Regions from separate parts of the Homo sapiens genome. Here region 1 is linked to region 2. A link is a loop called in an ENCODE intact Hi-C map of the cell type or tissue named here. Cell type or tissue: CD14-positive monocyte. All regions are shown on one strand. Links, peaks and the distances in the headings refer to the core of each region. The heading gives the core; the rest is flanking DNA. Region 1 overlaps LOC105377067 (a long non-coding RNA gene). Region 2 has its middle 60 kb from the start of XCR1.

Region 1 (10,465 bases), core at 1,527-9,526, 110 kb before region 2:
GGATTACAGGTGCCTGCCACCACGCCTGGCTAATTTTTGTAGTTTTAATAGAAACGGGGTTTCAACATCTTGGCCAGGCTGGTTTTGAACTCCTGACTTCATGATCCAACTGCCTCGGCCTCTCAAAGTGCTGGGATTACAGGAGTGAGCCACCACGCCCAGCCTCTTCTACCTTTTCATAGTTGAAACTGGCTTCTCTCACAACAAGAAAGCTGGTTCTCATTGCTGTCAATGTATTCCTTTTTACATAATCCTTTAGTGAGTAATCACAGTTCTTCTGAATAGGCCAGTCTAATGCCTTACTGCTGCCAATGATGAGAGACTCTGTACATCACTTGAGTACCCCTCAGTCTTTTGGCTCAGGCTCCAGCATGTGAACCGCTCTACACAGTCTTGGCACCAGGGCGAGGATGAGACCTTTTACTTTCATAAATTTTTCATCTTTTCCTTTTAAAAAAATCCACATATCCCCGATCTGCTCCCCACCCCAACATCATAGGCACAATTTAAAGATTTTATTGACTTTTTTAAAGAAACAGCTTTTGTTTCATTGATTTCTTTTCTGGTCTTTCTTATCTTTTTTCTTCTGCTTACTTTGGGTTCATTTGATTTTGTTTTATTTTGTTTTTGTCTAGTTTATTAAAATAGAAGCAGCTATGATAATTTATTTAAACCATTCTCCTTCTCCAGTATCAGCATCTAGAGCTATAAATGTACCTCTAAGGACTGCTTTTGCTGCATTCAACAAATTTTCATATGTTATCTTTTTATCTCATTCAGTTCAAAATAATTTTTAATATCCTTTTATATTTATTTGCCTGTAAGTTATTTAAAAGTTTGTCAGCTTCCAAAGATTTGTGGATTTTTCAGATATATTTGCTATTAATTTCTAATGTAATTCTGATGTGACTTACACAATTTGAATAATTCTAAATGTACTGAGGTTCCTTTTATGGCTCAGAGAATGAGCTATATTAGTAAATGTTCTGTGTGTATGTAGCCTAGGTTGGTTAATGTTCCATGAGCACTTGAAAAGACTATGTGTCTTGCATTATAATATTTAATAAATGTCAGTTGGGTCAAGTTGGCCAATAGTGTTGCTCATATCTTCTATTCAATACTAATTTTTTGCCTCATTGTTATATCAGCTAGCTAGATAGAACAATAAGTTGCCTTGTTAAAATATTTAATTATGATTATGGATTTGTCTGCATCTTCCTTTATTTCTGTCAATTTTTGCTTCATATATGTCCGAGCTCTATTATATGAAAGACATATAAGACTATTCTGTCTTCTCATTGACTCCTTTGTCATTAAGAAATATATCCCTTTATCCCTGGTAATAGTTCTTGTCTAGAAGTTTACTTTTTCTGATATTACTGCTATTCTAACTTTTTAATGCTTCTTCTTCACATGGTACAGTCATTCGTCCTTTAATGATGGGGATACATTCTGAGAAATGCACTCTTAGGCTATTTTGTCATTGTGTGAACATTATAGAGTGTACTTACACAAACCTAGATGGTATACCCTACTACACACTTATGCCACATGGCATGTCCTATTGCTCCCAGGCTACAACCTTGTACAGCATGTTACTGTACTGAATACTGTAGCCAATTGTAACACCATGGTAAGTATTTGTATACCTAAGCATAGAAAAGGTACATTAAAAATACAATAAAAAGGATTTTTAAAAGGTACACCTGCATAGGATACTTACCATGAATGGAGGTTGCAGTACTGGAAGCTGCTCTGGGTGAGTTACTGAGTGAGTGGTGAGTGAATGTGAAGGCCTAGGACATTATTGTGTATTACTGTAGACTTTATAAACTGTACACTTAGGCTACACTAAATTTATAAAAAACAATTTCTCCAGTGATAAATTAACCTTAGCTTACTACAACTTTACTTATAAACTTTTTAATTTTAAACTTTTTGACTTTTTTATTATACTTTTTTGTAATAACACTTAGCTTAAAACATGCATTGTACAGCTATACAAAAATGCTTTCTTTCTTTATATCCCTATTCCATAAGATTTTTTCTATTTTAAAAAATTTTTAACATTTTTACTTTTTAAACTTTTTTGCCAAAAATCAAGACACAAACACACACTTTAGTCTAGACCTACACAGGATCAAGATCATCATTATCACTGTCTTCCATCTCTACATCTTTTCCCACTGGAAGGCCTTCAGGGGTAATCACAGGCATGGAGCTGGCGTCTCCTATGATAACAATGTCTTCATCTGGAATTCCTCCCGAAGGACCTGCCTGAGGCTGTTTTACAGTTAATTTTCTTTTTATAAGTAGAAGAAGTGCATCTTAAAATAACAATAAAAAATTCAGTATACTGAATACATAAGCCAGTAACATAGTCATTTATTATCGTGATCAAGTATTATGTACTGTATATAATTGTATGTGCTCTATTTTTATGTGGCTGAAGTGCAGTAAGTTTGTTTACAACAGCATCACCACAAACACGGGAGTAATGAGTTGTGCTACGATGTTACAACAGCTCTGTTGTCACCAGGCAACAGGAATTTTTCAATTCCATTATAATCTCATGGGACAACCTTGGTATAATCAATCCATCATTGACTGAAACATCATTATGTAGAACATGACTGTATATCTTTTTCAGTACTTTTATTTTTAAATATATGTTGTTTTGTTTTTTAATATAAAGGGAATCTCTCGTAGAAAGCATGGCGCTCAATCTTCTTTCTCATCCAGTCTGACAACCCCTTTCACTTGAATTATTTAGTCTATTAACATTTTATGTAATGATTGATATTATCAAGTTTAAGTCTACTACAGTACACTTTGTTTCCTATTTGTATTTTGTTTTCTCTATCTCTTAATTTTTTTTGATTATTTGAAAAATGTTTAGTAGTCTATTTCAGTCCCTCTATTGACTTTTTAAGCTATACCTCTTTATATTATTGTTGTAGTGATTTTCTGTAGGGATTTCAGTATGCATCCTTAATATATCACAGACTATTTAGGATTAATATCGTGCCATTTCATATAAAATGTAAGAACCTCCTCTCATTCTCTGTATTGTTATCATGTATTTTACATTTACATATATAGAAAACCTCATAATACAATGTTATTATTTTTATTTTAAACAAATTCATTTTTAAAAAGACATCAAGACAAAAAATGTAATCTTTTATATTTATCCAAGTTTCTATCTGGTGTCAATTTGCCTTAGCCTGAATAACTTCTCTTACTATATCTTGAGCATGAGTCTGTTGGCAAAGAATCTGGTATTTTTCACTTATTTGAAAATGTCTTTATTTTACCCTCATTTTTGAGAGATATTTTTTCCAGATACAGCATTCTGAATTGGCAATATTTTTTCTCAGTCCTTTAAAGAAATCATTCTACTGTCATCTGTACATCATTGTCTCTGATAAAAAGTTAGCAATTGCTCTTATCATTGTTATCTCCTACGAAATGTGTTTTTTTCCCCCCTCTGGCTGCCTTTAATGTTATTCCTTTCCCTTTTTTTTTTTTTTTTAGCATTTTTTGCTTCATTTGTGTTTATTATTCTTGGTGTTTATGAAACATTGAGTTTTAGGTTGATTTTCCCCCAATTTGAGAAATTTGGGGCCATGATTTCTTCAAATACATTTTTTTCCCTGCTTAATTATCGCTTTCTCTTCACCTTTATATATACCAGTTATACAGTGGGTCCCCCCTTAACTGCAGTTTTGCTTGCTGCAGTTTCAGTTATCCCTGGTCAACCATGGTCTAAAAATATTAAATTGAAAATTCCAGAAATAAGGAATTCATAAGTTTTAAATTATGCGCCATTCTGAGTAGCATGATGAAATCTTACACTGTATTGCTTCATCCTGCCTGCACATGAATCATCCCTTTGTCCCATATACCTACACTTTATTTGCTACCTGCCCCTTAGCCATTTAGCTGTCTCAGTTATCAGGTTGACGCTTGTGATATTGCAGTACTTGTGTTCAAGTGACCCTTTTTTAACTTAGTAATGGCCCTAAGAGTAGTGATGCTGGCAATCTGGATATGTCAAAGAGAAACTTGAAAGTGCTTCCTTAAGTGAAAAGGTGACCTTGATGTTCCTTGGCTGGGATTTGGCACTATCAGCAGTTTCAGGCATCCATTGAGAGTTTTAGAACATATCACCAATGGATAAGGGTACTATACCTTTATTAGACTGCTTAATTTTGTTTCATATCTCCTTTTAAAACTCATTTTTTACAGTAATTTATATTCATTTCTTGACCTTTCTTCTATTGTCTCTACTAGGTTGTTAAGACCCTCCAATTTATTTCAGATACTGTAATTAACAGTTCTAGAATTTCCATTTGGTTCTTTTACATAGTTTCCATTTATCTACTGAAATTCCACATCTGTTCATTCATTATGACAATTTAATTCTTTAAGTCCTTGATTATAATAGTTGATTTAAAGTCCCTAATTGCTAATTACAACTTCCCAGTCATCTTGGGGTCTGTTTCTATGGACTTTTTTTTAGAATTATGGCTATAATTCTTTTTCACATCAATTACTTTTTTATTGCATGTCAAGCATTATAGGTGATATGTTGTACGGAGTCTGGACTATTATCTTCCTTTAAAAAGTGCTGGGTGTCATTTTGTCAGGGTTGTAAAATCATTGGTGCTTCCTTTCAGTCTCATCAGACTCAGTTTTATGTTTTGTTAGGATGTGTCTATTTCAGATTTGGCTTTAGTTTTAGGGCTTGCCTTTACTCTAGGGCTGTGGTCTTCAACAACAACAGCATCACCTGGGAACTTATTAAAAATACAAATTTTCAGGCCCTACTTCAGAGCTACTGAATCAGAAATTCCAGGGGTGAGACCCAGCAATCCGTATTTTAACAAGTGTTTCAGACGACCCTGGTACATGCTGACATTAAAAAACCACTGCTGTAGGGCATAGCCTTTGCTCATAAGAGGTGGCAGAGAAGTCTATCCACCCTGACTGGGAATTTTCTCTCAGCATTGTGCAAACCCCGGTATCCCATTGTTCAGCTCTCAGCTCCTCAGTAGCCACACACTTATACCTCAAGGAGTCTCACTTTCCTCTAGTGCAATCCTTCCTTCAGCCAAGGATCCAACAGAAAATCCCTGTGGAGACTTCTGAGCCTCTTCTCTATGGAGCTGCCTTCTCTCCAGTCCCCTGCCCTGAAAATTGTAGCTGCTTCAGCAACCCAGGTCTAATCTCTGCCTCCTCAGCTCAGTGAACCCTCTGCTCTGCCTGGGCTCCATCTCCCTGTACTACCACAGGAAAATGTTCCTTTTCTCAGGGATACGAGTCCTCTATTTGCTGTTGCCCAATACCTGAAAATAGTTGACTCATACTTTGTCCAGTTTCATAGTTGCTTACAATGGAAAGGCAAATTTGGCACCAGTTACTCCATCATGACCAAAAGCAGAAGTCCTATTCTAAGGTTTTTTAATATGTGTCATTTTCTTTTTAATGTGTCCTAAAATATATGTATTGTTTTGTATGTAGTATTTTTAATTTAGGTAAATGATATATGTTTCTTACTTTTTTTAACATCGTGCCCAGCTTGCCTGATCATCTATGTTGCTATTTAGAATATTCAACCCATTTCTTTCACCTGCTTCACAGTACTCCACAGAGTATATCTTCCACATTCTACTTATTTACTCTCCTAGGCATGGGAACCAAGATTGCCGCCAGCTCTCCACTCTGGCAAATACAATTACAACGTTCTTGTACAGAGTTGGACTGGAAATGCTAGATCACAGGGAGATGTAAATGAGTTCAATCTATGTAGCCACTAACTGTGCAAAAAGGTTCCTCTCCCCACATCTTTACCAACACTTGGCATTATGCTGCTCTCTAATCTTTGCTAGTTGAACAAGTAACGTGACTCTCATAGTTGCTTCATTTTGCTTTTCTCTGATTACTGATGGGTTTGAACATCTTTTTATAAGCTTTTGAGTTTCTCCTATAAATTACCTGTTCGTGTCTTTGACCATTTTTTATTGGGTTTCCCGCTATTTCTTGTTGATTATCAAGAGTTATTTACATACTCTGGATTTTAATTTTTTATTGCTTTAAGATATTGCAAATAACTTTTATCATTGTCTTATATGTATATTACTTTGTTTATGGTATCCTTCATTAAATAGAAATACTTTTGATGTAATAAAATTTAAATTAAAATTCATTAAATGTTGTCTTTTGGCTTATACTAGCTCAATGTAGTTTAAAGGCTCCTTTCTCACCCTTAAGTACAATTGTTTTTCTATTTTGTCCTATATTTTCTTCTATTACCATAATAGTATTTCAATTCTTATTTAGGTCTTTATTCTGGTATGTAACTATGGCAAGTCACTTAACTTCTCAGAGACTCATCGTCTCCATCATTGAATGGAGTAGCATCTCATCTAATGGGGTTGTCATGAGGATGAAATGTCTTAATGCATGTAAAGTGCTTAAAAGAGTGCCTGGCACATAGTACCATGTAAGTGATTGCTATTATAATTAAAATAAATGTATTTAAGTATAATGTTTAAGTAACAATGCAATATGTGAAAATATAGCAAAAATCAAAAAGGTAATTCTAATAATTAAAGCTTGAGAAACATGAACCAGAAGGAATACATTTTGATTTTCCCAGAGTGGAAGGACTCAGCATCAAGTCAATAAGAAATCCTGATGTCGGCTGATTTTACATTTCCTTCCCTTCACACTCATTTCTCCCCTTAATTAGCTACTTAAAATGATACACTAACCCCATTGATAAGTAACATCTTTTATCATGAAATTCTTTGAGAAATTTTTGAAAAAAGAAAACTGATTTTTAAGTCCACAGCTGTTGCTCTGTGCAGACCTAGTTCAGTACAATAAAATCTCAATGTTGTGTAAGAATCTGGGCTTGACAGGGTTATCCAGGTCTGAAGTTGCCCAATATTTATTTCTGGTCCTTTCATTTCCCATTCTCACTTTCTGTGGTAGGAGCTGAGGAAGAGTGAGAAGACTGAAACGTGGGTGGCATGAAAGGAACAAGGGTATTTACTAAGAAGAGCCTCAGGCTCGTGTTCTGACCCCACTCCTGGGTGCTGCAACTCCTGGAAGCAGGCAGGGTGCTATCCAGGATGCTCCTGACCCCCTGCTATGCCTCCATAATTGGAAGCCTTGCCCGTCTGCATTTCCTTACCTAGAGTTTCCATCCAGTTTTAGCCCTGCTCTACCCACCTGGAGCATCTCAGTGCCCCCACTCCCATGAGTGAGTGGGCTTGCTTGCCCTGTGCTAAGGCTTTGAGATGACTTAAGGCACAGGGACCCTGAAGCCAGGAGCTGTGATGTTCTGAAGCTGCCAGCAGACCTTTTGGACACAATTAAATTATAGAAACCTCTAAGTGTGTTCCCCCAAGAGAACAAGAGGAAACAGAGTTCTGGGAGCCAAGTATTGGAAGGAGAAAAGGAGAATTTTCCCGTAAATTTTATTTATCCATTGATTTGTTTATTCATCCATTCAAATGTCACTCATCCACCCACTCATTCACTCATCCCTTCATTTGGTACAAGCCCCTTGAATCAGACATCAGGGGTATGAAGGCCACTTGAAGAAGGACCTGCCACCCCACCATGCACTGAAGCTTCCCCTGTGCCATGGTGGGCAGGAGCCACCAGAGGAGTTGCTGGAATAAGGTCACTGCGTTCTCTAGACTGTCAGGGACTCGCTGTTTGGCCCTGGATACACACCAGTGAATTTCTTTGAGCTTATGCTCTCTCTATTCGAGAATATCTGTGGTGTCTAACTTCATCCAGCTTTCAAGAGTCTCCTCTTGACCAACAAAGGTTGGTTATAGCTTTTGTTTGAAAGCGTTGAACAAAAGCATTGTGTGTTGGCTTTTAATTTAGCAAATCTAAAATTCATTTGTAGAATAATCAGATGAGACAGTCTAAGTAAGTTTCAAAAAAGAACAGTATTGTATTGGGGGAGAATTTGCTTGTATGCTGACATACACTATACAGCCTGAACTATAAAGATCCTGTACCAAAAAATTTTAAAGTGTAATAAACTAAAGATTAAGACAAAGATGCCAAAGTATCAACTCTCCTAACATATAAGGCAATTTTACGAATCAATAAGAAAACTAATAATATATTCCAATTATTTATTTGCTTATTTATTTATTTATTTATTTGAGACAGAGTCTCACTCCGTTGCCCAAGTTGGTGTGCAGTGGTGTGATCTCGGCTCACTGCAGCCTCTGCCTCCCGGGTTCAAGAGATTCGCACATCTCAGCCTCCCGAGTAGCTGAGATTACAGGTGCACGCCACCATACCCGGCTAATTTTTGTACTTTTAGTAGAGATGGCGTTTCACCATGTTGACCAGGCTGGTCTTGAACTCCTAACCTCAGGTAATCCACCCGCTTCAGCCTCCCAACATGCTGGGATTACAGGCCAATAACTTATTTAAATAAACAAAGATACAAACAGTCATGGAATAAATGCAATACCCATTAAAATAAAAATACTAATCATACTAGTAATAAAACAAAATGTCAATTACAATGAAATATTTCTTCTGCCTGTTAAAAATGGTGAGGAGATTTTATTTTATTAATGGAAATACCCAGTGCAGTTAAGAATGTGGCAAAATAGCCACTGCCATGTATTTTTTATTGGAATATAAATTAGTGCATTATTTCTGAAAAGCAATTTAACAATAGTTATCAAGATTGTTTAAGAAGTTCATTTGGTAATACTGCTTCTAGAAATCCATTTTAAGGAATATTGACAGATAATAGCAAAATGAAATACAGCTGGAAAATTCAAGGACTGGAGGAAGATTAAATTCGATATTGGTAAATTTGGTATATGATTCAGATATAAATAATTTTTAAAAGAATTTTTATTGACATGGGAATACACTCATAACATTGTCAAATTAAAAAAAGGGAAATATAGAATTCTTCTGGTCCACATTTTATAATATATGTGGAGAGTACAAAGACAGGAAAAGAATACACCCAAATCAGCATGGCACTCTGTGTATCAGAAGCAATATGAGACAAGGCTATGGTTCTCAAACTGTAGGGGCCACAGTGAGTTCACAGGGGTGCCATGGAATATTTCCAGTTTTCAGAGGATATACATTGATAGCTGACCCTTCTTGGACACCTTGGGAACTACTCGATTGAGGAAGTTCACAGTTCGAACATCAGATTGCAGTATATTCCTTTCACAGTTGTCATATCTTTCCAAAGCTGGGTTTTCAATGATTGCTTTGAGGTAAAATGGTGTGGGACAGAAAATGAGGGCAACAGTGTCCAACTTGATTCCAAGGTTGGAGAAGTTGGGCCTTGTCCAACAGGCACATATCCCATCGGCACTGCTTATTTAAGAGGAAAATCAAATATTATTTTTTCTTTCAATGTATGTATATTTTCTTTTCAAACAGCTATTACAAACATACCTACGTCATTTGGATCTAACCACTTAATTAATGGAACTGTTTGGTATTTCTTTTGGCCCAGGTGCACTAAGAAGAGAGTACTGAGAAATTAAGGGCACCACACGCAGAGAAAGTTTGGGGACCCCTGAGCTGAGGGATTTATTTAGGAGTGAGATTATATGCAAAGTGAGAGCTGGCGGGCAAGTCTCTCCGGGCTGTCCCCTCTGCCTGCAGTGTTGAGTGGGAAGTCTCTTCAGGTCAGCCACTCCAGCAGTCAGGAAGGAACGCCAGCTGAGGATGTGAGCAAGGATCAGATGGCACCTGTAAGGACAAGCGAGATCCTACACGGAAACTACCCGCCTTGAGGACAAACAGGAGGTTCATCTGTCTCTCGCGGCATCCAGCCACTACCTCGCTAGGAATCTGCAGAGGAAGCTGCTGCATTCACCATGGAGGTTCACATGCGCCTGGCCCAGGACTTGTACTTCCAGAGGGGAGCATGGGAGCCGGAATCCAGTGGGTCCAGGTGCCGTCCTACGCCAAAGTGAGCCTGCAGATAGACTGCAGTGTGCACAAGCCACCACAGGGCCCCGGAACCTGCTGGCACATTCACAGCGTTACATTACAGCTGTTGCTCCATTCTCTCGTGAATCTCAAGTTAGTTATATAGATCCCCGGGCCTGTGCTAACCTGGAACCCTACTGACAGTGAGTTCTGGGAAATGTAGTTCCCGTTTAAACTGACATTGTATAAAGTCATCGCAAATGAGTGATGTTAATTTTCTTCTGTATGCTTTCAGTGCTATCTAACTGAAAAAAAAAATACATATATTTTTTTAGAGCAGGATCTCACTCTGTCATCCAGGCTGGAGTGCAGTGGTGACCACAGTTCACTGCGGTCTTGAACTCCTGGACCCAAGAGATCCACCCGCCTCAACCTCCTCAGTAGCTGGGACCACAGACCCATGTCACTACACCCAGCTAATACTTTATTTTTATCCTTTGTAGAGACA
Region 2 (10,465 bases), core at 800-8,799:
CTTGAGTGCATACAAAGGAGCCTTGTGCATTGTGAAACATTAGTGATGATTCTTTGTTCTGTGAAGGTTTAGACATTGCAGGGGTAATTATGGGATGTTGCACCTCCCAAACCAAGCACTTTCCCCCAAGGTCTACCAGGATGATCTGCAAGAAGACTCCCTCACAAAGACACAAAGGGAACCGTGGGAGTGGCAGGCTTCATCTGTCTAGCTGCAGGTGCAAGGAGGAAGTCTACTCCAGCAGGAAAGTTTAGGTGTCTGGAATCTGCATAGTTCAATAACTGCTGTGGTTTGAATGTTTGTCTCTTCCAAAAGTCATGTTAAAATTTAACCCCCAGTGCAACACTGTAGGGAGGTAGGGCCTGAAGTAACGTCTTTAATCATGGGGGCTCGGCTCACATGAATTGATTAATGCCTCTGAAAAACAGGCTCAAGGGAATGGGTTCATTCTCTTTTTTCCCTTCCACCATATGATGCCTTCTGCCACGTGATACCTTCTACTTTGCAATGACACAGCAAGAAGACACTCACCAGATGACTTGATTTGGACTTCCCAGGCTCTGGAATTATGAGCCAATAAATTTCTGTTCATTATAAGTTACCCAGTCTGTGGTATTCTGTTATAAAAGCACAAAACAGATTAAGACAGTAATAGACAAAAAAACAGATGAGCATATAGCACTTGGGCCCAACCAGACATATGCTAAGAGGGGCAGAATTCAGCACTCAACAAAGAAGACTCCAGGAGTAGTGATTCTCTGAAATCCAGGAGGATAAGCAGCAGGTGAGAAGGCACCTGGGACAACAGTGGGTTACAAGGCTATAGCCATCAGCGTGAAATTTTGGAAGCAGAGAGGACTCCAGCCCTGAGCAGCAACTGAGAGTGACAAGAGTACCAAGAATGGGTTCTGGAGGGACGGAGCTGCTCTCAGGTAGAGATTTGAATCAAGAGAATGAGAGAAAATCCAAGTTCTCAGAAACCAGGCTAAGGTCAGGGGCACACTGTCAATGCCTGATGCATAGACCTATAGTATTGAGCTAAATCTCCTTAAATTCCCCTTCCCAAAGTCAGGATTAATCCCAGAAATAGGAATACTTTCTTGAGGGTTCTTTCAGCTGCAAGTAACAGAAAACTGAACTTAAAGTGGCTTGAATACTAAGGAGACAGTTAATTCACAAAATGGGAAGTTCAGCAGAGCAGGCCTGTGCCAACCTAATCCAGTGGCCCCAGCTCTGTTTTCCACTGACAGTATTGACTTTGTGGCTCTCGGGGTGGAGGTTTCCACTGCTGCAGACTGGCGGCAAGCTGCTCCTGCCATGCTGGCCTTGGCTATAGGTAGAGCAACATGGCACGGTCAGCTTCCCTTGGAGCACATAAGCCATTTGGGCAGGGTGAATACCTGAACAAAATCAGCCTGTTGGAAGAAAGAAGGGGGGTGATTCCAGTGAGGCGACCATCAGAGTTCCCCAAGGGTGGGCTGGAGCAAGGGGGAGCAGGAGCCTGGGATTCTCCATGAGGCTGTGCCTCTGGCCAGCTAGGTAAACTGGGCAAGCCATTTCAACTCTTGAGAGCTCAGGGTTTTTCATCTTACAATCCAATGACTAAACCAGAGCATCTTCAAGGTTCTATCAAACTCTAAATTGTCTTTGACCCTTTGGAATTAGATTATTTAACTTAGATAGTAAAATATTCAATCATGACTCAATACAGGCCTTCAAATATGGGAGATTACTCTGGTCCTTTATGAGAGACTGTATTTTCCAAAAATGACCACAGCGACTTCTCCCATCCCACATGCCCATCTTCAATGGAACCTTGCCACTCTCCCATTAGGAAGGCTTCTGAGCTGCCAAACTTCACAGCTGACTCTCCCCGTGTTCCTCACGGAGCTTCTTCTGATGTCTCCAGGCTCCAGCCCCAGAAGCCCCTTCACCAGCTGTTTTTAGCAGATGCTGCCTTGACTCTTCACAGATGCATCCTCTGGGTGCTGATTTTCCTTGCTGTGGGTGTGCAAACCAAACCTCTCAATGGTTCTGTAAGATGGGCAGGGCAGATATTAATAACTCCATTGTGCTAGCCAGCCTCAGACGGCCCACAGTCGTTTGCACCATCCTTGAATAGCATTGACTTTTGTGACTAATAGGGTAGTGTAGAAATGACAGAACTTGACTTCAAAGGTTAGTCATAAAAGACAGTGTGAATTCTGTCTTGCTGTCTTAGATCGCTCACTCTGGAGGAAGCCAGGTACCTTGTCAAAGGAACTCCATACCTGAAAGACCCTAAGCTGAAACCACCCTGTGTAGTCACTCCCAAATTCCTGACCCACAGAAACTGTATAAGAAATGTTTATTGTTTAAGCCACGAAGTCTTGATTTGTTTATATAGCAAAGTATAACTAACATTAATATACCTATTACATAAATTAGAAATGAAGTCTCAGAGACATATAGCAACTAGCTCAAAGCCACACAGCTAGAGCTGCGGAAGAAGTGGGAAGAGAGCCTTCACCTTGTGACTGCTGATCCACACAACATGGGTTTCCTCATAGCCCCATGAGTCTGCACTTCTCTGATTTGGCTTCAGAAGGAGAGATGAGACTGCAGGCATGGGGCAGTGGTTGCCCAAGCAACCCTGGCACACTCAGGCCTGGGCCAACACAGCCCCTCTCACAGGAAACAGAGTCAGGGACGGGGGTAGATACTCTTGGCTCCCACTTGCTTGGGTTCTCTACCACCCAGAGAAACAATTCATGGAGACCTCTTAGGCCCATACATGCACATGCATCTTGGGCCTCCACTCGTGCTATACATGGAACTACCACTGGCCCACAGTGCTGCAACTCTTCCGGGCTGTGGTGGAAGCCTGTGATGCAGGGGCTTCTGCTCAGGGTCCCTGACTGACTGCAAGTCAGGGTCAGCCCTTGCTTTCCAGCACCCCACACTGCTGATTCATGGGGCTACTTTAGAGAAGTTGCCCCACCAAAGGGAGCTTTCAGTTCCCATGTGAGTCACTGGCCATGTGGATACCAGTCACCCATGCACAAGAGAGGCCTGGGCTATGTGAGTGCTCAGCAGTGAGCTGAGTGTTGTGGTCATGGGGTCAGCGAGTGACAAAGCCAAGCTGTCTCTGTTTTCTCATCCTTCCAACTAGATTGGACTTATTCCAGCAAGAGTTACTATGGTCCTGGGAGCAGGACTGGGATTGGGCAAGTCAAAAGGGTAGTTTAAGACAAGAGGGCAAGAAGGGCGGAGCAGTCACTGCTTGTCTCCAGGGTCTCCAGCCAAGACAGACTTGAGATGGTGAAGCTTTCTGATGAAGGACCTCAAAGGCCCAGCAGAGTGGCTTGTGCCTACATCCTCACATGGTATCCAAGCACCTCCAGGATAGGAGAGAAAAAAACAAACAGGGCATAGAACATCTGGGTTTTCATGTAAATTCAACATTCTACCACTTCGATAGCCATGAACAAGTTGTTGGCCAATTCCAGCCTCAGTTTCCTCATGAGTCAAATCAACCTAATGGTTTTCAGCCTGGGTTCCTTGGAGCCTTAGGGTTCTTCAGAGTTACCTTGGAGTTTGCCATGAGGAGGCATCCCCTACACCAGTGCTGTCCAATAGAAATATAAAGTGAGTCACATATGCAATTTTCAATTTCTGTTAGGCCTGGCGCGGTGGCTCACGCCTGTAATCCCAACACTTTGGGAGGCCGAGGGGGAGCGGATCACGAGGTCAGGAGTTCAAGACCAGCCTGACCAATATGGTAAAACCCCGTCTCTACTAAAGATACAAAAATTAGTTGGGCGTGGTGGCACACACCTGTAATCCCAGCCACTCAGGAGGCTGAAGCAGGAGAATCACTTGAACCCGGGAGACGGAGGCAGAGGTTGCAGTGAACCAAGATCGTGCCATTGCACTCCAGCCTGGGTGACAGAGTGAGCCTCCATCTCAAAAAAAAAAAATTGGTAGCTACATTTTTTTAAATCTAAAAATAAATAGGTAATTAGCCAGGTGTGATGGTGGGCATCTGGAGTCCAAGCTACTCAGGAGGCTGAGGTGGGAGGATTGCTAAAGCTCATGAGTTTGAGGCTGCAGTGAGCCAGATCATGCCACTGCACTCTAGCCTGGGTGACAGAGTAAGACCGAGTTGGTAATAAGTAAATAAATAAATGTGAAATTAATTTTAATATTATCTTTTATTTATTGAATAGATCTAAAATATCATTTCAACATGTAATCAACTGATTGCATGTATTAATAAGATGTTTTACATTCTCTTTATTGTACTAAGTCTTCAATATCTGGCGTATGGTTTGTATGTAAGCACACCTCAATTCAGACCAACCACATTTCCACAGCGCAGTGGCTGCTAGGCTGTGAAGCAGGAGGAGGAATTGTCTTTAAGAAGAGAAGACCTCTCTCTAGTGGACAAAACAGAAAAATACGAGAGACCAATGTATTAAATGAGCAGAACACTGGAAAGCACAGGCATATTTGGGGGAGCAAAGGGGTCAGTTCAGCTAGAGTGTGATTGGGAGAGTGATGGAGAAAGGAGGGAGTGTGAGAGAAAAAACCATGAGACCACTGGGCCTCTCCTGAACCCTGTGTTTTTCATGACATCGGTTTCTCTGAAAAGTGCCTTTGGATTGTGAACTATCACACAAAAGAGTTCTGTCTTTATAGCTGAGACTTAGTGAGGCATAGGGGATACAATGAAAGTAGAACATGACGTAATAGCTTAAAGCATAGACCATAGAACCCAACAGCCTGGGTTCTAGTCCTCACTCTGCCTCTTGTTGGCTGGGATAAATAGACACAGTTTCCGCATCTATTAAATGGGCATATGGCCATCAATAGTTCTTCCCATCCCTCTACATGCATGCCTGCTGTCTTCCCATCAAGATCTGGAGTTTACTTCCCTTCCTTTGAATCTAGGGTTACCTTGTGATTAACTTGGACAAATACAATGTGGCAGAAGTGATGCTGGTGGTCTCTAGGAAGCCAGCTGCTGACTGTAAAGCTTGGGCTAGACAAGCAAATGATGAGAAACCACATGAAGAAAAAAAGTCCACATGGAGGAACCTGAAGCACTAGACATGACTGAATTCTTCCTGAACCTTCAAGCTGAGCCACGGAAGAAACGAACAGAAGAACTACCTAGCTGAACCTCACCTGAAATTCCAGACCAAAGAATCATGAGAAATCATACATTGTTATTGTTTTAATCCACTAAGTTTTGAGTGGTTCTTTAGATACTAATAGATAACTGAAACAAATACGATATTTGCAATACTTATCTCATAGAGCTGTGTCAAGATCAAGTGAGATAAGGCATGTACCATGCAGTGCCTACGATAAACACTCAAAAATTGTAAATATTATTGTAATAGTAGTCATATGAGTACGGTCCATGATAACTATTGTCATTTTGATATTAGGACATGCCTAAGTAACATAAGCCAGACTCACCTACCAGTACTTTTGAAAATGAAAAGCTATTTCTTTGAGTGATCATTTGGTTCCAAAAATATCTTAAGCTGAAGTGTGGGCACTGGAAGTAGGAGGCAGATGTGGCCGTCCAGACATCAAGAATGTGCTCATAAAATAACGTATTTTTTAAGTTATCAAATGACAACAGATAATTAAAAATTCTCCCAGATGACTTGAGGACTACACAGAATACAATCCCATTTTAGGAAACACTGCTGCGCATGCCAGGGAGACACTGGGGACTTCAGGCAGGAGCAACATGACAAGACATTGCATGCTCCAGGCCAGCATGTGCAGAATGGGCGGGTGTGGGAGGATGGTGGAGGATCAGAGGATGAGAAGGGGAGTGGCACAGGAGGAGAAGAAGGCACAGGGGAAGATTTGAGTTCAGTTTGGTGTTAGTTGAGTCTGGGGTGGTGCTATCCTTGTGTCTTGGGTTGGATTTCTGAAATCAGAGCCTAAGAAAGAGATTCTTGTGCAAAGTAAGGCATGGAGAAGGGCTCTCAGGAGAAATGTGTAGGAGCGAGGGAAGCAGGATAAAGCAGAGGACAGGGTGGGCAGAAGTCTGGCCTCAGCCTGGCCACGCCCAGGGCTGGAGTAAGGTGAGGCACTGCAGAGGTGTCCCTCGCTACGACAGGTGGCTGAGCTTCTGTGGCCCAGCATCAGTCAGCCGCTAGTCATGGGCAGCTGGGAGGAGTATGAGAAAGCTCCAGAACCTCTAAGCAAGGCAGCACCCATCAGCTATGGTAGTGAGTCCCAAACATGTCTGTCTAAGGGCAACTCTTGGGCTTCAGAAATGCTGATGTCAGATCCCAACCTCAGAGATTGTGATTTCCTTGGCCTGTGGTGGGGCCTGGCTTTGGACATTTTAATATATCCCCAGGTGACTGGAATGTGCAGACGGGCTTGAGCCATCCTCCAGAGAAGAGTGCAGGTATGAGAAGTTAGCAGCCAGGACTCTTAGCACCTAAGGCATGGGTGCACCAGCAGGTAGAGGCATGGGAGAGCATTACAGTAACTGCTATGTCACAAGACATCACACTGCTCAGACTCTGTTGTGCCCAAGAATCTGCTGGGTCAGGGGAGTGTCCTACTAAAATGCAGAGTCTGATTCAGCATGTCTGGGTTGGGCCCAGAACTGCATTTCTAACAAGCTCCCAGATGCTGCTGTCACACCAAGGACTACACCAAGTAAGGAGGCCCTACACCAAGGTTGACCACTGTAGATCTGTAGCTCAAGAGGGAGGTTTGGACTGAATGTATGGGGTTGGGGGTGCCGGCATTATGCATGATTGTTGAGACATGGAAGTGAGTGGGAGTATTGGGGAACAGTGCACAGGCAGATCAGTGAGCCAGGCCAAGGCCAGACTCCTGACCTTGGGAGTGAAAACTGATGGCAGGCTTGCTGCTGGAAGGAGAGTGAACGTGGCCTATTCTTTCAAGAAATTTGCTGTGAAGGGGAGGGGCAGACAGGATGGAGTGCAAACTCAAAGTGTTTAAAATGGAGAAAAAAATACTTGGACCACAATACAGGCTGCAGAACAATTGTCATGATAAGATCGAAAGCATCAGAGGAATTCAAGAGGCTGGTTAGGAATAAAGACTGAAGCCAGCTTTGATGCTCCCTGGCTGCATGACTTTGGCCAAGTTACTTGCCTCCTTGTGCCTCAGTTCCCTAATCTGTATAGATGTAGATCACATTAGTACCTGCCTCTTGTGTTCGCGGTGTGATGAGTTGTGTTTGCGGTGATGGAACCTTTTTTTTTTTTTTTTAATAATATATGTCAAATGCTTAGAGCAGACATAGGCTGCTCCATGTATTAGCTATCATGATTACAGGAACTCCTTAAGAGGGGCAAGGTTTTCTGCAAGTGCTGTCCACCTAAAATGAAGAAGCTGAGCACAAAATGTAATTTTAAAGACTTTACTTGAGCCAATGTGAGGCCAGCTGCCCAGGACACCCTTCCAAGTTGCCTTGGGGAGTACTCCATCCAGCTTTTGTTGCATTCAGGCTTTAAAAAAAAAATCCAACTTTTATTTTAGATTCGGGAGGTACCATATGCACATTTGTTACATGGGTATATTGCAAGATGCTGAGGTTTGGGGTATGACTGATGCCATCGCCCAGGTAGTGAGCATAGTACCCAATAAGATAGTTGTTCAATTCTTACCCCACTCCTTTCTTCCACCCTCTAGTAGCCCCCAGTGTCTACGGTTTCCGTCTTTATGTCTTTGTGTGCCCAGTGTTTAGCTCTTGCTTATAAGCGTGTACATTCAGTATTTGGTTTTCTTTTCCTGCATTAATTCGCCTAGGATAATGGCCTCCAGCTACATCTGTACAAGTGGATTTTTAAAGACAAAAAGAAAGCAAGGAGTGAGCTGATAAAAAGTTGGCAGGAATTCTCATTGGTTTATAGAAATTACATTGATTAGGGATTGGCTTTACATTGTTGAGCTGGAGGATATGAGTTATGGCGTCCAGTGCATGGCATTTTATAGCTACTTGGCATCAGTTAGTCTAGAGTCCACATAGCAAGTGGCTTCAAGAGGTAATTACTTAGCTCAAGGGAGGCATGAGATGTGATAGCTTTTCATTCCAATGCTTTTCTGGGACTGATAATTTAAAAGGGCTCACATTCCTATGATTAAAAGTTTCCTTTTGCTCTCATTTCCTTCCTTTTGATCACAAATTTTTCTCCTCAAAAGCACTGATGATACAAATCTGAGTGCCAGCTTGTCCCTTGTCACCAGGAAGGCTCATTCCTGGGTAGCCCTGTCCCACATGGGGGAGTGGAGACATCTCAGTGAGGAATTTTAAGAGCACCAAAAAGCTGAATCAGGATGACAATACAGAATGGCAAAAGTGAGTCCACAAAGTATTGACTTACATAGCTGCTGTTGTTTGCTCCATCATCGCCAGTCTCTGGAATACCATGATTTTCATTTTCTCAGAAGAAATAAAACAATGAAAGATATCTAGCATTAATTGGAATAATAGAAATATATAATGCACATAGGATTAGAACCAAAAAGAGAATTTTTATGCCAGAATGAAAAAGGAATCTAGTCTGTTAAGAGTCAACTAAAAACCTCCTGAAGAAAATTAAATCTCAGTTTTTCTTTAGAGACCTGTAGTCAAGCAGCTTCTTCCCTGATTTTTCCTAGGTGAGTTTCTACTTCATGGGAAATACTTATGTATATACAACAAGAGGTATTTGCCACCACATATCCACCTCCTTGCTCAGCTAATATAGAATCTAAAGCAATGTGATTGTCTAGCACAACCTTAGTCAGTAAATCTGTAGCTTTTTGTTGAGCTGTGATGGAGACAGCAGTTTCATCAGCAATGTTTCCTAGGGTTTTAGAAGGATTTTAGATCATGTGTTCATGGGAAGTTACATCCAACAAAGGCAAAAGTATTCTCAAAGAAAAAAAAATGCATGGAGCTATCTTCTTGATGGCCAGCCAGATAATTAGCACATTTTCTCTAAATAGAATCTCCATCTAAGGTAGATCTGCAGTCATGCCTAGAGAAAAGTTTGAGGGAACTAGTCCAGTGCTGAGTTTCTTCAGAGCTGTATATAGAGAGAAGGGTAACGAAATATCCTAAGACATATTGCCCTTCAACATTCCATGCTCTTAGACACTTACAGGACCATGGCTGGTGATTTTCTCCACAGACTATAATAAATCCTGGTGGAGCACAGATAAGTACACTATAATTTAAGAACATCAGTTTTGAGGCATTACTGGATCAATGGGTCAGAAATGTTAAAGCAAGAAGACAGGATCCTGATAGCTGGAGGGGCTGTTTTCTTTGGATTTTCTAACAACATCATGGATTTTAGTACTGTCATTAGTGAGTAACGCAGCAGTGATTTTTGACAAAAGAATTCTGATGAGTTACATTGAAACATAGGACAAACAGGTTAGGATGAGTCAGGCAGACCTGATTAACAGGTTTGCTTTTATGTGGCCCTGAGTTGTGTTACAAGTGCTATCATGAACACTGGTGAAATTTAGGGCAGAATGTACCAGTGGGTCATTGTGGTCAAAAGTAGTTTTTGGTTTAGGGTAGCAAACCCAGCATCTCTTCAGATTTCCAGCAGTGGCAATGGTGTGTGGGATTCTGATCAGAGAATTATCCCTCCATGCTACAGTCAAATTTATCAGGGACGGCAAAAACAGAAACCTAGGCCAGGTGCAGTGGCTAATGCCTGTAATCCCAGCACTTTGAGAGGCCGAGGTGGGAGAATTACTTAAGGCCAGGAGTTTGAGACCAGTGTGGTCAACATAGCAAGACCCTTCTCTACAATTTTTTTTTTAATTAGCTGGGTGTGGTGGTGCACTTCTGTTGCCCCAGCTACTCGGGAAGCTGAGTCGGGAGGATTGCTTGAGCCCAGGAGTTGGAGGCCGCAGTGAGTTATGATCATGTTACTACATTCCAGCATGGGCAACAGAGCAAAACCCCATCTCTAAAAAAAGGAAAAAAAAAAAAAAAAAAAAAAGGAGCCTGATTATAGGCATTTGTTTACATATATCCTAAGAGAATATATGTGTGTGTGTGTGTGTGTGTATGCATGTATATATGCACATATAAATATATATATGATGATTTTACCAAAACAATTTTATCCAAGAGAGGATACTCACAGTATGGAGGCCTAACGCCATAAGTATTCCAGTCAATAGAAAAAGGAGAGCAAATATTTCAGGTGTGGTAGGCATTAGAATCATGAAGAACAAGTTATACAGGCTTGGTCTGGTATCTTGGGTGAAAACAGGTGACCACAAATGTCAGCTACTTTCCATTCTGGTCAGGAAGACTGCAAGTCAATTCCACTAAGATCTCCCATGATGAAAGACGTCCCCTCAGGTAGGGTTGTCTTTTTAAAATGAGAAATATGAATCTATGCATCAATGCCTTTAAGTTTAGTGGCACAGGGATTGGCCAATAGTACCTGATATGGTCCCTTCC

What was found. Hi-C counts contacts between places; a loop is a spot of excess contacts. Peaks named below come from ENCODE experiments on the same cell type or tissue, not always from the same donor. Only the 100,000 strongest peaks of a DNase experiment are listed, where the experiment ranks them.
Region 1: a loop joins it to region 2, with 3 times the contacts of the local background. A loop is called at or near these places in 23 of 110 quality-filtered maps.

Annotation. Positions count from the first base shown.
Region 1 is chr3:46,188,517-46,198,981 of GRCh38, reverse strand. LOC105377067 (a long non-coding RNA gene) reads right to left here. Exons shown (of 2, transcript XR_940805.3): 2 at 8,893-10,050. Among named protein-coding and RNA genes, the nearest start is that of CCR1, 15 kb to the left of the region's middle. RefSeq lists an enhancer at 6,893-7,112. In CD14-positive monocyte, for the core only: no CTCF peak of the experiment used is centred there; DNase peaks (open chromatin) are centred at 3,881, 5,381 and 6,981; H3K4me3 peaks cover 1,374 bases; H3K27ac peaks cover 4,116 bases.
Region 2 is chr3:46,082,007-46,092,471 of GRCh38, reverse strand. It overlaps a transcript of XCR1 not described here. Among named protein-coding and RNA genes, the nearest start is that of XCR1, 60 kb to the right of the region's middle. RefSeq lists an enhancer at 2,924-2,973. In CD14-positive monocyte, for the core only: CTCF peaks have their summits at 4,253 and 4,454 (motif pointing left); DNase peaks (open chromatin) are centred at 2,131, 2,561, 3,021, 4,371 and 1 weaker place; H3K27ac peaks cover 3,825 bases.